Linked DNA regions of Homo sapiens: region 1 is linked to region 2. The links are chromatin contacts, found by Hi-C or POLR2A ChIA-PET in ENCODE. All regions are on one chromosome and are shown on one strand. Each heading gives the region's core, a stretch centred on a gene start or an enhancer-like site at or near the end of the contact. The rest is flanking DNA. Distances are from core to core; before and after follow the strand shown. Region 1 holds the start of AKT3 (AKT serine/threonine kinase 3). Region 2 holds the start of FH (fumarate hydratase).

Region 1 (6,307 bases), core at 84-2,583, 2.3 Mb after region 2:
CATTATTTTGATGGAAGAAATGTGAGCATCCCAGCTTTGACTTGTGGGTAAGCATTTCCTCTGCTTTCAGAACATAAACAGTAAATACCGGTATTGGAAAAACCTGGCCCCAACGAGATTCTTTATCTCTAGGCTAACTGTAGATTCCCGGGAAATCCCAAACAAGGGATGGTGACCCCGCCTCGGCGTCAGGGTCAACACAGCAACCAGCTAGGCTTCAACTTTGGGCTCTGAAGGGCCCCACCGGCATCATGGCTGATGCGGACCGATGCGCCGGAGGAGGTGGACAAGGAAGAGGCTGGTCTGTTTACTTGCAGCCAGAGCTGCCGCCGCCGCCAGCAGCGACAGCATCACTGGATCAGCCAAACCCAGCATCTTCCGCACATTTCTATTCTTAGCACACAACTCCCAAGCGGATCAAAACCCCACTACTATTAAAAACACAGACAAGCACGTTACCCACCTCCCACACACACACCCCCCCCCCCACCCCACCAGTGCCGTCTTTTCCTGCGCGCCAGTGGCGGGGAAGGGTGGGGGAAGGAAGGAGACCCCGGGGACGCCTGTGCATCCTCGCCTTCACCCCACCCCACGCGCAGACAGCCTCAGCGCCAGGGCGCGCGGCAGACGGCTCCCTCCCCCCAACCCAAACACACTGACACCGGCGCTCCACGCGTTATATAACCTCGCCGCCGCCCCCGGTCCAGGCGGGCGCCCCCTCCCCACGCCGCGCGGCCCGGGCGGGGAGGGGCGAGGGGAAGGAGCGAGAGTTGCGCAGACAGCAGGCGCCGGGCCGGGGCAGCCCAGACACAGACGGTACCGCTAGGCCGGGAACACCCCTCCCCCGGCCCGCTGCGCACCGCCGCCCCCCAGCTTTCCCCGGAAAGCGGGGGGTGTCGGTGTCAACCGCGCTGGGCATCCCCCGGCCTCCACACCCACACCCGAAGCCTCCGGTGACCCAGCCCCCGCCCACGCCCCCGGCGCGGTGACAACCCAGAAGCCCCCGCCTCACCCCACCCCGCCGCCATCCCCCGCCTGAGGGAGGCAGGGAGGGCGGACCGGGGCCCGGGGCCCGGAGGGAGTGGAGGCCAGGCGGGGAGGGGGCTAGAGTTGGGGGCGGTGGCTGTTACCTGCAACGGCGGCGGCGGCGGTGGCGGCCCCGCAGCTGCTCGGGCGGCGGCGGAGGATGGAGCCGGGGGGGGGCGGGGGGAGGAGAGGGGGCGACTCGGGGGTCCCCCCTCCCTCCTCCTCCCCTCCTGTCCTCCCCCCACCCCACAGAGCCTCTGGCCTCCTGGAGCCCGGTGCGGCCGGCGGGAGGGCAAGCGAAGGGCTGCAGGGGAGGGAGGGAGGGAGCCGGCCGGGCCGGGCCGCGGAGCTGGAGCGGGAGGCGGCGGCGGCGGCGGCGGCGGCGGGAGGGGGAGGGAGGAGAGAGGGCGGCGGCGGGGAGAGGAGGAGGCGGAGACTCTACATGGGAATCGGATATCGGCTACAAATTCATCACCAGAAAACACCGCTCGGGCGGGGGCCGGGTCACGCCGGCGGGGCGGCGGCTCTGGGCCCCGGGGCGCGCCCGGCGCGGGGAGGGGTTCTGCGGCCTCCTCCCGGGCTGCGCCTCGCTGAGGGGACCCCCCGCCGCCTCCCCGCCCCCTCCTTCCTCCCGCTCGGGGCCGCCGCCGATCGGTTCTCGCCGTCGCCGCGGGGCTTGTTGTTGACTTTGAGGAAAACTCCTGACGTCAGGGGCTGGCTCTCGGCGACTGGCGGGAGCGGCTTCCCCGCGTCCCCGGCCCTGCCCGCCGCCTCTGCTCCCCTCCCTGCCCGGCCCTCGTCCTCAGGCTTCCCCGCGCCCCCAAACCAGCGGTGCCCCGCGCCCCCTCTCCTCTCGCGAGAACATCCCCCTAGCCAGCCAGAGCCGGGAGCGGGGGCAGTCGCTCCCGGGCGGGAAGTTCTGGGTTTCCCCCTCGCCCGCGTGGCCCTTGGCGGGCACCCGAGGCCCGGGAGCGGAGGCTCCTCGCCCAGCCGCTTCCTCGGCGCATCCGCCCACCCGCCCTGGCCGCGGACGCGCGCGCCGCCAGGCCCCGGGCGTCTCCTCCAGTCCGCCGCGGCCCCTTGGGGAGATGGGCCCGGCGCGAGGGCTCGCACCTGGAAGCCCACGAAGTGGGCGGTGCCCAATGAGGTAGGGACCGGAGAGCGCGGAGCAGTCCAGAAGCCGACCCCACCCCCTGCACCTCGGGGAAGAGGGAACCCGGGTCAGCCCGTAGCAAGAATCATTCCTGACTATCCCAGGAGACCACGGCAGACCAAAAACACCTCTCTGAACAGCCTTCCGCACCGCTCGCTGCAAGCATTCGTCCACACACGGTACACAGATTGCGGGCGGATCGTAATTCACTCTTGAAATCACACCCTTTTTAGGGATATTCGTTTTCAATGACTTTGGGAAAGCCACGAGGTACTACATTTACTACGAAGAGACCGTTTCTTTATTTTGAAGTCAGTGACTCCTGAGACTGCATTGGGGACAACTTTTTTGCACAATGACCATATTTTACCATGCAGCGCACTTCAGAAAATTATAAAAGTTTACAAGTTTTATCGCTTCTGGAAACACCTGGGCAGCATCCCTATTATCCCGCCACGTGGCTCTAGCCTTGTTGATGTACCTGTTACTTTCTCCCACTGCAACATTTTTGTTAATGTCTGTGGCTTCTTTCTGCAGAAGAGTTCCTCCTCCTGACATGCACTTCATTCTCTGCTTTTCTATGTCTTGACAACTCTCTTATGGTAGTCATTTTCTTATACTGTAGCCCCCTGGTATTTATGTACTGTGTGGTATTAATATTTATACTTCCAGGTTCACATCTTTTATGAACTGTGCATCTGTTGGGATTGTGGACAGGAGTAGGAAACCAAATAAAAGGGTTTTTTAAAAAAGTCAGTTTTCTCCGTTTGTAAGGGAAACTTGTCTCCCTGACCACCCTGGAGCAAAATTTGCCATTTTAAGATAACACAGTCCGTCTGAGAGAAAGTCCTGCACCATGCCTTTCCCCTTTTCCCATATTTCCCAGCATGCTATGAGCTGATGAATAAACAGACTTTGTCCTATTTTCGTTGTATCTATAAAATATACATAATGTATTCCCATAATTATCAGACCTCTCACAGTCACTATTGGTAAAATTATTGGGTTACAGGTTTCTTGCTGTAAAACACAAAAATAGGTCATATTTTTATTCCATAGTACCCCAACTTGCTTTTTATTTTTAAGAAAATAGTCCCTTATGACACCAGCACTAAAAAGAGTGTCTGAAACTTTAAATACTTAACTTTTGAGAGTCAGAGTATCCGGAATTACTGAATTACTAGATATCTCTTATCAGTGAGATGTTCATTTGTTCCCAAATTTAACATCAATATATTTACAAGAACTGAATGTGTCTTATGAGCCATACTACCTCAAAATATTTCTCCCAGTCTGGTCAGATTGCATTAAATCTTAGGTGGATTAAACCCTAAAATTCAGTATGTGAGAATGGATTATATACTCTCGGCTTCATGTATTTGAAGAATTATAAGTTTTTATTTCTGTTCAATTTTTGCTTGTGGACTATAGTAGTTTCATAAGTTTCCATAATAAAAGCATGTTTGATTTTGTTATTGAATTACTATTGATTAGGGATATTATTTATTTAAATAACGTTGTTCTTTCTCTTAGACTATGCCGGTATGAATTTGGTAGAATCTGCCGATTGTGGTATGTCGGTACTCCATACAGAGTGTGTGGCAGATTTCTTCTCTATTTTGTTATCACATCCAGTAATATGGAGTGCAGCCAGCATGTTCATCCCTGGGAATGTCCCTCCTAAATTTTGCAAAGAAAGCCTTCATTCTTTATTACACCAAATATTCTTAAGATTAACATTTCTCAGTATTAGTTATTTATTCATTTTAAGAAAAATGTTCATTCTTCTTTACTACCAATGACTAAGTTTGATACTGAGCTATTTCTTGGTACTTCCCCCATTTCTTGGGAGTAACTAAAACTGGAAGGATATTTAGAATTTCAGAGCATCTAATGTCTTAGTCCATTCAGGCTGCTATAACAAAATACCATCAACTAGGTAGCTTATAAAGAACAGAAATTTATTTCTAACAGTTCTGGAGGCTGGGAAGTCCAAGATCATGGCACCAGCAGATTTGGTGTCTAAAGAGGGTTCCGTTTCCTGGTTTGTAGGTGGTGACTTCTTGCTGTGTCTTCACATTTTAGAAAGAGTGAGGGAACTCTCTTGGACCTCTTTTTCTTTTTCTTTGTTTTTTTTTTTTTTTTTTTTTTTTTTTTTTTTTTTTTTTTTAGAGACAGTGTCTCATTCTGTCACCCAGACTGGAGTGCAGTGGCATGATCATAGCTCACTGTAGCCTGGAACTCCTAGGCTCAGGCAACCCTCCTGCCTCAGCCTCCTGAGTAGCTGAGACTACCAGCATGAGTTAATGTTCCCAGCCATCTTGAGCCTCTTTTATAAGGGCACTAATCCCATTCTTGAGGGCTCAAACCCTCATGACTTAATCACCTCCCAAAGGCCCCATCTACTAACACACTTTGGAAGTTAGGATTTCAATCTATGAATTTGGGGAAACACAAAAATTCAGACCAGGGCATCACATAACAAAAATTAAGTTACTGCTCTTCTGTCTTAATAGAAAGGGTGTGTCATCCTAGGAGAGGGCATGGAACAAAGCAGACACAGAATACCTGTTTGTGGAAGAAATACATGTTCTAATGTTCTAATGACGGCTCTAATAAATCTGTGTACTATGTACAGTTTATATAGTATTTTCCTCTTGGGATGTAACGTGATTTATTGGAAAGAACATAAAAGTGCTTTGGAGACTTGCAGACCAGAGTTCAAATCCTCTCTCTGCAGAGTTTGTCTCATCTCAGGCAAGTTACTTAATTTTTCTAAGCCTTATATTTCCTTATTTGTGAAATGGCAGTTACAACTACTTCAACAACTTATGTGAATTAAATTTTATGAAATATTAGTATCTAAAACACAGTGAGTGGTCAGCAAGCTAAGATTCCTTTACCATAAATGTGAATATATTTATGTTAAACTAACAATAGCTGCTACAAACAAATACAAAAATCTATATTGGCACTCTCTGCCACAGTTGGTTCTGAAATAACCACGTTAAGTCTACAGCTGTAATTAGTGAATATATTCTAGATGATTAATAGAACAATTTCTAAAGGAGTATAGCTTAAATTTCTGTTGGTTAAGCCTCCCAATCTGTGATATTTTTCTTACAGCATCCCAAACTGACTAAGGCACACAGTTCATTACAATAGTTATCAGTACTAATTGTCTTTTTCTCCCTTTCCCTGATGTCTGTCTGTCTGTCTGTCTGTTTTTCTGTTTTTTTTTTTTTTTTTAGACAGAGTCTGGCTCTGTCACCAGGCTGGAGTGCAGTGGCATGATCTCGGCTCACTGCAACTCCACCTCTCGGGTTCAAGTGATTCTCCTGCTTCAGCCTCCCGAGTAGCTGGGATTACAGGCGCCTGCCACCACGCCCAGCTAATTTTTGTATTTTTAGTAGAGATGGGGTTTCCCCATGTTGGCCAGGATGGTCTCGATCTCCTGACCTCGTGATCCGCCCACCTCAGCCTCCCAAAGTCCTGATGTCTTTCTTAAGGCACAGGCCAGGTGCCTGTACAAGAACATATGAGCATAGCCAAGGGCCAGATATATCACTAATCTGGTGCTGTGTGAATCTGGGTTACTTAAAGCCCTGTGGAAACCTCCCTCTTATTTTGTTCTCAGGTTTTATTTTTTTGCTATGTTATTAGAGTATGAATGAATTTTTTTTGTTCATATTCTCATTGTCAGACGGCTAAATCTGTTAGCAACTTAAGCAATCTCTGGACATTACATTTAATATTTCAGGACACTTGGGTCACAAAAAGTTACTGACCACTAATAAATAACTGCTTGTGGAGCATCGAGCTAGAATTCATGTTCTAATTCCAAAGCAACAAGCATACACAATTATTATTCCTGGCTGTGCAGGAGAATCGTGGTATGTGATAAATTAATACATATTATAATCCTACAGCCTCATTTTAGTATGTAATGTTAACTTCCTGAGGTGGTGTGCATTTCTAGTTGTTTCTGAATCAGCTCTGTGGGGATTGGACTTTCCCATGCAACAGCTAGCAGTGAAATAACAACAGTAAATTTCCAACCTTCACCTGGATAATTACCTCAACTTCTTCCTCGGTTATCTCATGTAAATACTGTCCTGTTCCAGAAAG
Region 2 (6,197 bases), core at 146-2,645:
CCTTTACAAAACACTAAATAAACAATAAATAAATTTAAAAATATGTAAAGGTTTTAAAATGCCCTAAAATTATTCGAGCAGGGAGTTCGAGGAATACAAAACATCTCTGATTCTGTAGTATAGTTGTATATCGTAGGTATAGTGACCCAATCAAATTATCTTGAAGTTTAGAGTCCAGAAAAAGTACTGGCCCTTTGAAATACCCTAGATGGGGCACTTATTTAATGAGCACTCGCTACATGGTATTTTCACATGTGCAGTTTTGCTGAGTAGCTGTAAGTATTTCAACTTTGCATACGGATTTGAAATCACATCTCTTAGATTGCAAACCTCATGCTACACCAGTGCAGAACTGTAACTCTTCAACTATCATTTCTCAAACGTTTCCTAACAATATACATATGTATTTAAAGCTTTTTAAAAGCCTGCATTCCTAAAGATGACACTCTAAAGAGCAAAATGACTTACGTAAGCATGTCATAACCTGAACTTGGATCTTTAAGTTCTTAGCTGGCTTTCTGAATAAAAAGTACCGATTCAGCTCCTAGCCAATCTGCTCAAACATGCTTCAGAACACTATGCCCGCGGTATTCGGAATTGAAGAGTTTTACAACAATTACGGGGGAAACCATAGTCAGCCTAACAAACTGAGCATGCAATTTCAAAGGAAGTAAAATCTTCGAAGAACCTTCTACCCCACCTGGAGGGCCTGAAAGCAGTGCAGTGCCCCTTGGCGAAACAAACCACAGTTCAGAAACCACTAGATGCACAGGCGGCCAGTGTCCGGCCAGCAAGGCCCAGCTATGGGGCAGGACGGTGCGGGAGCTGCCCCTCTCCCAGCACCCTCCGCCCACGCCGGCACTGTCCTTGAGGGCAGCGCCCCGGGGCTGGGGGCCTGCGCGCCAGCAGCAGCGAAGTTACCTCAAAACGCCCCGGCCTCGGCCCGCCACGGACGGCTCCGAGGAGGCGCCGGGAGCGGGCCCAGTAGGACCCTCTCTGACAGCCCCCGTCCCTCCCCAAGCGCTCTCCCGGGCTGCGGCTCCATCCCTGCGCCGGAAGAGGCGTCCCGAGGCCGGGAGGCCCGCCACGCCGGCACGGGCGCTAAGCCCAGAGTCTGGCGCGGCCCGGACGCCCGGGGAATCTCTCCCGCCAAGTCGCGGGCGCCCAGGCCGGCAGGCAGGAGGGCTGAAGGTCACTGCGGGGAGGCCGGGGGATGGCGGCCTGCGCTCACCATTCGAGCCGCGTTCGGAGGCCAAAACGAGGGCACGGCCGCGCCACCCAAGCCGGGAGCCGAAGCTAAGGCTGCGGCTGGAGCCCGCACGAGGGGACGCGAGCGCGCGAGGAGCCGAAGTGCTCGGTACATGGTGCTGAGGGAGCTTGGGTAGAATTTCTGGGCGGCTGTGGCCACGCCTCCACGCCGGTTGTCAGAAACCGTTCCGCCCACCGGCCTCCGCTCTTATCCAATCAACAGCCTCACACCGACAGGTGGGGCAGGACCAATCGTGAATGACCAGTAAAGAATGAGGGGGCGGGTTAACTTTCTAGTAGTAGTGTGGGGTGTAAGGCCTTCGGATTCATGGGAAACTAGAAAGAAGGGAATTATGGGAAAGGAGGCTCAGGTTATTCTTGGAGCCGGTCTGATTTTTACGTGTGGCTGTTAGAAGGCGGGAGTATTAGTTGGTGAATCAGGTCGTGTTTGGTTGGTGAAATATCCTAGAAAGAAATATTTATTGTTTTATTTATCATGTAATCACTCATTACACGTTCTTACTACTGAAATCTTTCTTCATTTCTTCCAGATTGTATCTTCTGTGTAGAAATTTTGGGAAGTGCAGCAAAGTGTAGATAATGAAATAGTAATTATTCATAATCCCACAACTGAAAAATAAGCTACTTACTTATTTCTTTTAACTTATCATTTTGAGATCGCTACCGTTTCCTTTCTCTTCTTAGCCTATACCCTCAGAACTCTTTTTTTTTTTTTAATGTATTGTGGAAGACGTACACAATTATAGGGAACCTCGGAATTTTTATTATTTGTATATCGTTCTCCCAGTTTTTTGCATAGCTAATTTATACATTTTCAAATTAAAGGCATATTGTTTTAATATAATAGTTGATTACAGAAAAGCAGGAATTGATATAAAATTGCATCTGAACCACAGTTTTATCTTTTCTCTTTTCTATTGCTTGGAACCAGATGACAGTAAAGAGAGAGCGATCGGATGTTCTTAAAATCAAAAGTCCAGAACCTGCAAAGCCAAATTTATGAGTCAAACTTACAAACTTGCCAAACCTTTTGGTAACATTATGTTATTTTGTGACTTATAAATTTGACACATATTTAAAATATAAAAATTCAAATGAGATTGTAATAGTTGAACTACAATCAAAACACACTAGAAAACTGAATGCAAATTCTTTAAAACATTGCTAATAATGGAATGACGTTTTGTTTTTGTTCTCCTCCTTCCCAGCAGGTATCATTATTGTGTATATCATTATTTTGATGCATCCTTTCAGTTCTGTGTATTTTTTGCTTCATACACTAATATACAAACAATGGTTTTAATATTTTACTTTAAAGTTTTACTGTTGCATAATTGAACTCTATGCTTTTAAGATATAGCCATGATCTTTTAAAATTAATCATATTGGATCACATGAATATGAAATATTTTATTTATCCAGTTTCTTAATAAAGAACATTTTTCTTTGCTATTACACAAAATTATTTAATGAACATATGTTTATCATTTCTTCATAGATCATCTCTTTCTTCATTGTGTGGTGCCCCTCTTTATTGTTATTGTTGCTTGTCCTTTTAAACTTTTTTTAATATTGATATTTCTCTACCAATTTCATATTGGCTATTATTTGCCTGCTGTATATTTCTCATTTTATTTTATTTTTTGTTTCATTTTTGTTTCGAGCATGTCTCTTATTTCTACCATACAGTTTAACTTTTCAAAACCCAAATTAATAGCCTTTTTATAAATAGGTTATTTTAATCCCTTTTAAAAATTACCTATGACACATATTATGTTCTAGAATTTTTCAAAGCACTTTATATGTATTAATTCTTGGAACACTCAAAAACAACCCTATGAGATAGGTCCTATTATTATTCCTGTACATAGAAGAGAAAAATTGATGCCCAGGAACATCCACATATTTATTTGTGTGTTTTACTTCGATTTATTAGTGAAACTGATTTTCTATCTGCAGTAGTAATATGAAGTTCCATTTTTAATTATTCATTTTATTTGAAGTAAAATATTCAGTATAATATGAAGATGCTATATAAATGACTAAAATTTAGGAAATATTAACTTAGCTAATTTATTTTTATTAATTCGTAATAAAACGTACATAAAGCCTTTAATAAAGGCTAGATATCTTCATTTTAGAATGACTTATGTTATCTATTTGAAATAATGTTTTTACTTTGCTTAGAGTTTGGGTTTTTTTTTTTTAACTTTGGACTTGTCTGATAATAATATTGACCTGCTTTCTTCTTGTTGATGCTTGCCTGGTTTGTTCTTGTTTGTTTTACTTTGCTTTCTGTTTAAGGTAGGGGATGTGATTGGTGTCCTGCTGAGGGACAAGGGAAAAGTGCAATGGTTTTCTCTTGCCTGTGTTCTAAATCTCAACACCTGGCTGACAAAATTGATTGCGAGGTTCAAATTGTATCAATCAAAATGTTCTCCTTATTCAAACTAAAGACTTTTGCAAATTCTAATTTAGGATACCTCCCAGCCTGGGAGATTACCAGTGGGTTTCCTAGAGGAAGCTTAACAGAAAATTTGCAAGATACACCCATAAAAGTCTCCCAGAAAGTAGAGCAAATATTCAAAGAGAAGGAAAATAAAAGAAGTAAATAAAATTAGAGAAACAGTTCAGTATGTCCAACATGTGAATAATGTAGGGGAAACATTAGGAAAAAATGGAATAAACCTTAAAAAAATAAATTCAGAAAAATATATTGTAGAACTAGCAGATATGAACTAGCCAGAATGAGTTATGTCAACAAGAAATGTTAGAATACCAAGGGCAAAGAGAAGAGACTGGAATCTTTCAGAGAGAAAAATAAATAAGCAAAGGATTAGAAATCCTTAGACTTCACAACAACAATATCGGAAGCCAGACAGCAGTTGAATGATGTCTTCAAATTGTTAACGGAAAATTATTTCCAACTTTATATTCTATACCCAGAGAAATCAAGTGTGTGAAGAGAATTAAAATGTTTTCACATGATCAAGATGTCAAAAAATTTACTTCTTATCTACACTTTTCAAGAAAACGCCTCAAGTAAGTGCTCCACCGTAACTAGGAGTAAACAAAGGAAGAGGAAATTATGGACTTAGAAAATAGGGTCTTCGACACAAGAGACAGATGTGGCATATTGCCTGGAGGAGGCTATGACAGCTGTGCACTTACCTTAGAGAGCAACCATCTCAGATGGAAGCAGGTCACAGCCTCTGGAATAGATTTACTCAAAAAGATAAAATTGCTAATGCCTTGAATATACTGAGAAGGAATTTAGCTGATTGGGGGAGAGTTTGAGGGTTACATTTATAAGTCTTAGAAAAGTAACCAAAGGGAAAAAGCATGACAGTTATTAAACTGACAAATAAAGATAGTTGTATTTTGCAGAAAAGGGAAAATAATCATTATCAAATTTGAATGGCCATAGTTATAATAAATCAAACGTTGAATATTGATCTAACTGAAATGTTGATGTAACTATACTGAAAGGATGGGGAGATGGAAAGAATGTAGAAGTTTGGAGAGATTCAGACACGGTGAAAAAAAAAACATTAATCTTCGTCTTCAGTAGTGAGAAGTCATGATCTAATACCTAAAACCATAAACTGGACAGACAGAAATAAAAACCAAGAGGTAATCTTTAGAGATGTGGAAGTATATACCCAGGAACTGGAAGGGATGCCTCTGTGCAAGGATAAGTGGCGGAGAGGTAGCAAGGGTGATGACTGTTTAGGTTGGATGTCTTGCAGAACTTTTTTATTCCTAAGACTAAGTGCACGTACAGAAACTTTGCAAAACACTAAAATTACCAACTCAGAAAGTTAACCAACCTCTCTCTCCATTCTCCAGAAAAACTTCAATTCCTCAATGTGCTGGATTCCATTACCCCTCAGAGACACTACCCACTCTTTTTCTTACTTTGTCTGGTTATTTCTCTTAATTGACCCATAGAATAAGTTAATACTGTAACTTTGCTGTCTCAGCTCTCATGTTAAAAACAAACAAAAGCTGCTCTGACTTTGCATCCCACTTCAACTCCCTCCTCATTTCCAGGACATATTTGATCACCATCTTCACTTCACTTCTCATTCTTTCTTCATCCTATTACAATCTGCCTTCAGTACATGTCACTCCATTCATACTGCCCTTTCCAGGGTCACCAGTGACCTGCAAGGTGCAAATACAATGAACAATTAGTTTCCTATGTTTGCAGCAGCATTGACACAATTGACACCCCTTCTCCTTGGAAATACCTCTTTCTCGCTCTTTGAAATATCAAAGTCTCCGTATTTCCCTCTCCCAAACTTCCACTTTGTTTCACTACCTATTCCTTCACACTGTTCTTTGACAGATTTTCACTTATAAATAGGGAAGGGCCTCAGGGCTCACTCCTAAATAGTCTTTCCTCTTTAATTCATTTTTAAAAATATAGTGGGACCTCAGGTACAGAGTGTTGAGTAAATACACTGACCTTATGACATGTTATGGAGTATAAGATCCATTCTTATTTTATTTAAATATTTCATTTCTATTCCTATTTTCTATTCATATTTTTACTCTCTTTTTTGATTTCAATAGTTTTGGGGAAACAGGTGGCTTTTGACTACATGGATAAGTTTTTTAGTGGTGATTTCTGAGATTTTGTTGCACCCATCACCTAAGCAGTGTACACTGTACCCAATGTTTAAGTTTTTCATCCTTCACCCCCTCCCATCCTTCCCCCTGAGTCCCCAAAGTCCATTATATGGTTCTTATGACTTTGAGTCCTCATAGCTTAGCTTCACTTAGCTTCTTATTCTCCTATACCCTTTCTCCTTTCAAACCCCTAGAAAACTATTATAATGTGTTTATTTTGTATCCTTTTGTTTAGATGTATTCTTGTAAAATTTGTACAGTTGTTTTGTGCAGTTTAAATTTTTATGTAAATG

What was found. A loop is a pair of places that touch in the nucleus more often than their neighbours do. ChIA-PET counts read pairs that join two places held with the same protein, here RNA polymerase II (POLR2A). Pooled maps may share reads with other maps.
Region 1: a map with no recorded cell type shows a loop between it and region 2 (12-fold over the local background). The contact joins the promoter of AKT3 here to the promoter of FH in region 2. A Hi-C loop is called at or near these places in 2 of 37 single-sample maps with no recorded cell type and 9 of 50 pooled maps. POLR2A ChIA-PET finds 5 or more read pairs at or near these places in 1 of 52 experiments (activated naive CD4-positive, alpha-beta T cell).

The regions. Positions count from the first base shown.
Region 1 is chr1:243,848,910-243,855,216 of GRCh38, forward strand. AKT3 (AKT serine/threonine kinase 3) reads right to left here and starts at 1,334. Exons shown (of 14, transcript NM_005465.7): 1 at 1,131-1,334. RefSeq lists an enhancer at 243-743.
Region 2 is chr1:241,518,360-241,524,556 of GRCh38, forward strand. FH (fumarate hydratase) reads right to left here and starts at 1,396. Exons shown (of 10, transcript NM_000143.4): 1 at 1,232-1,396. The coding sequence starts at 1,363. RefSeq lists silencers at 831-1,100, 1,276-1,558, 1,381-1,510 and an enhancer at 1,174-1,770.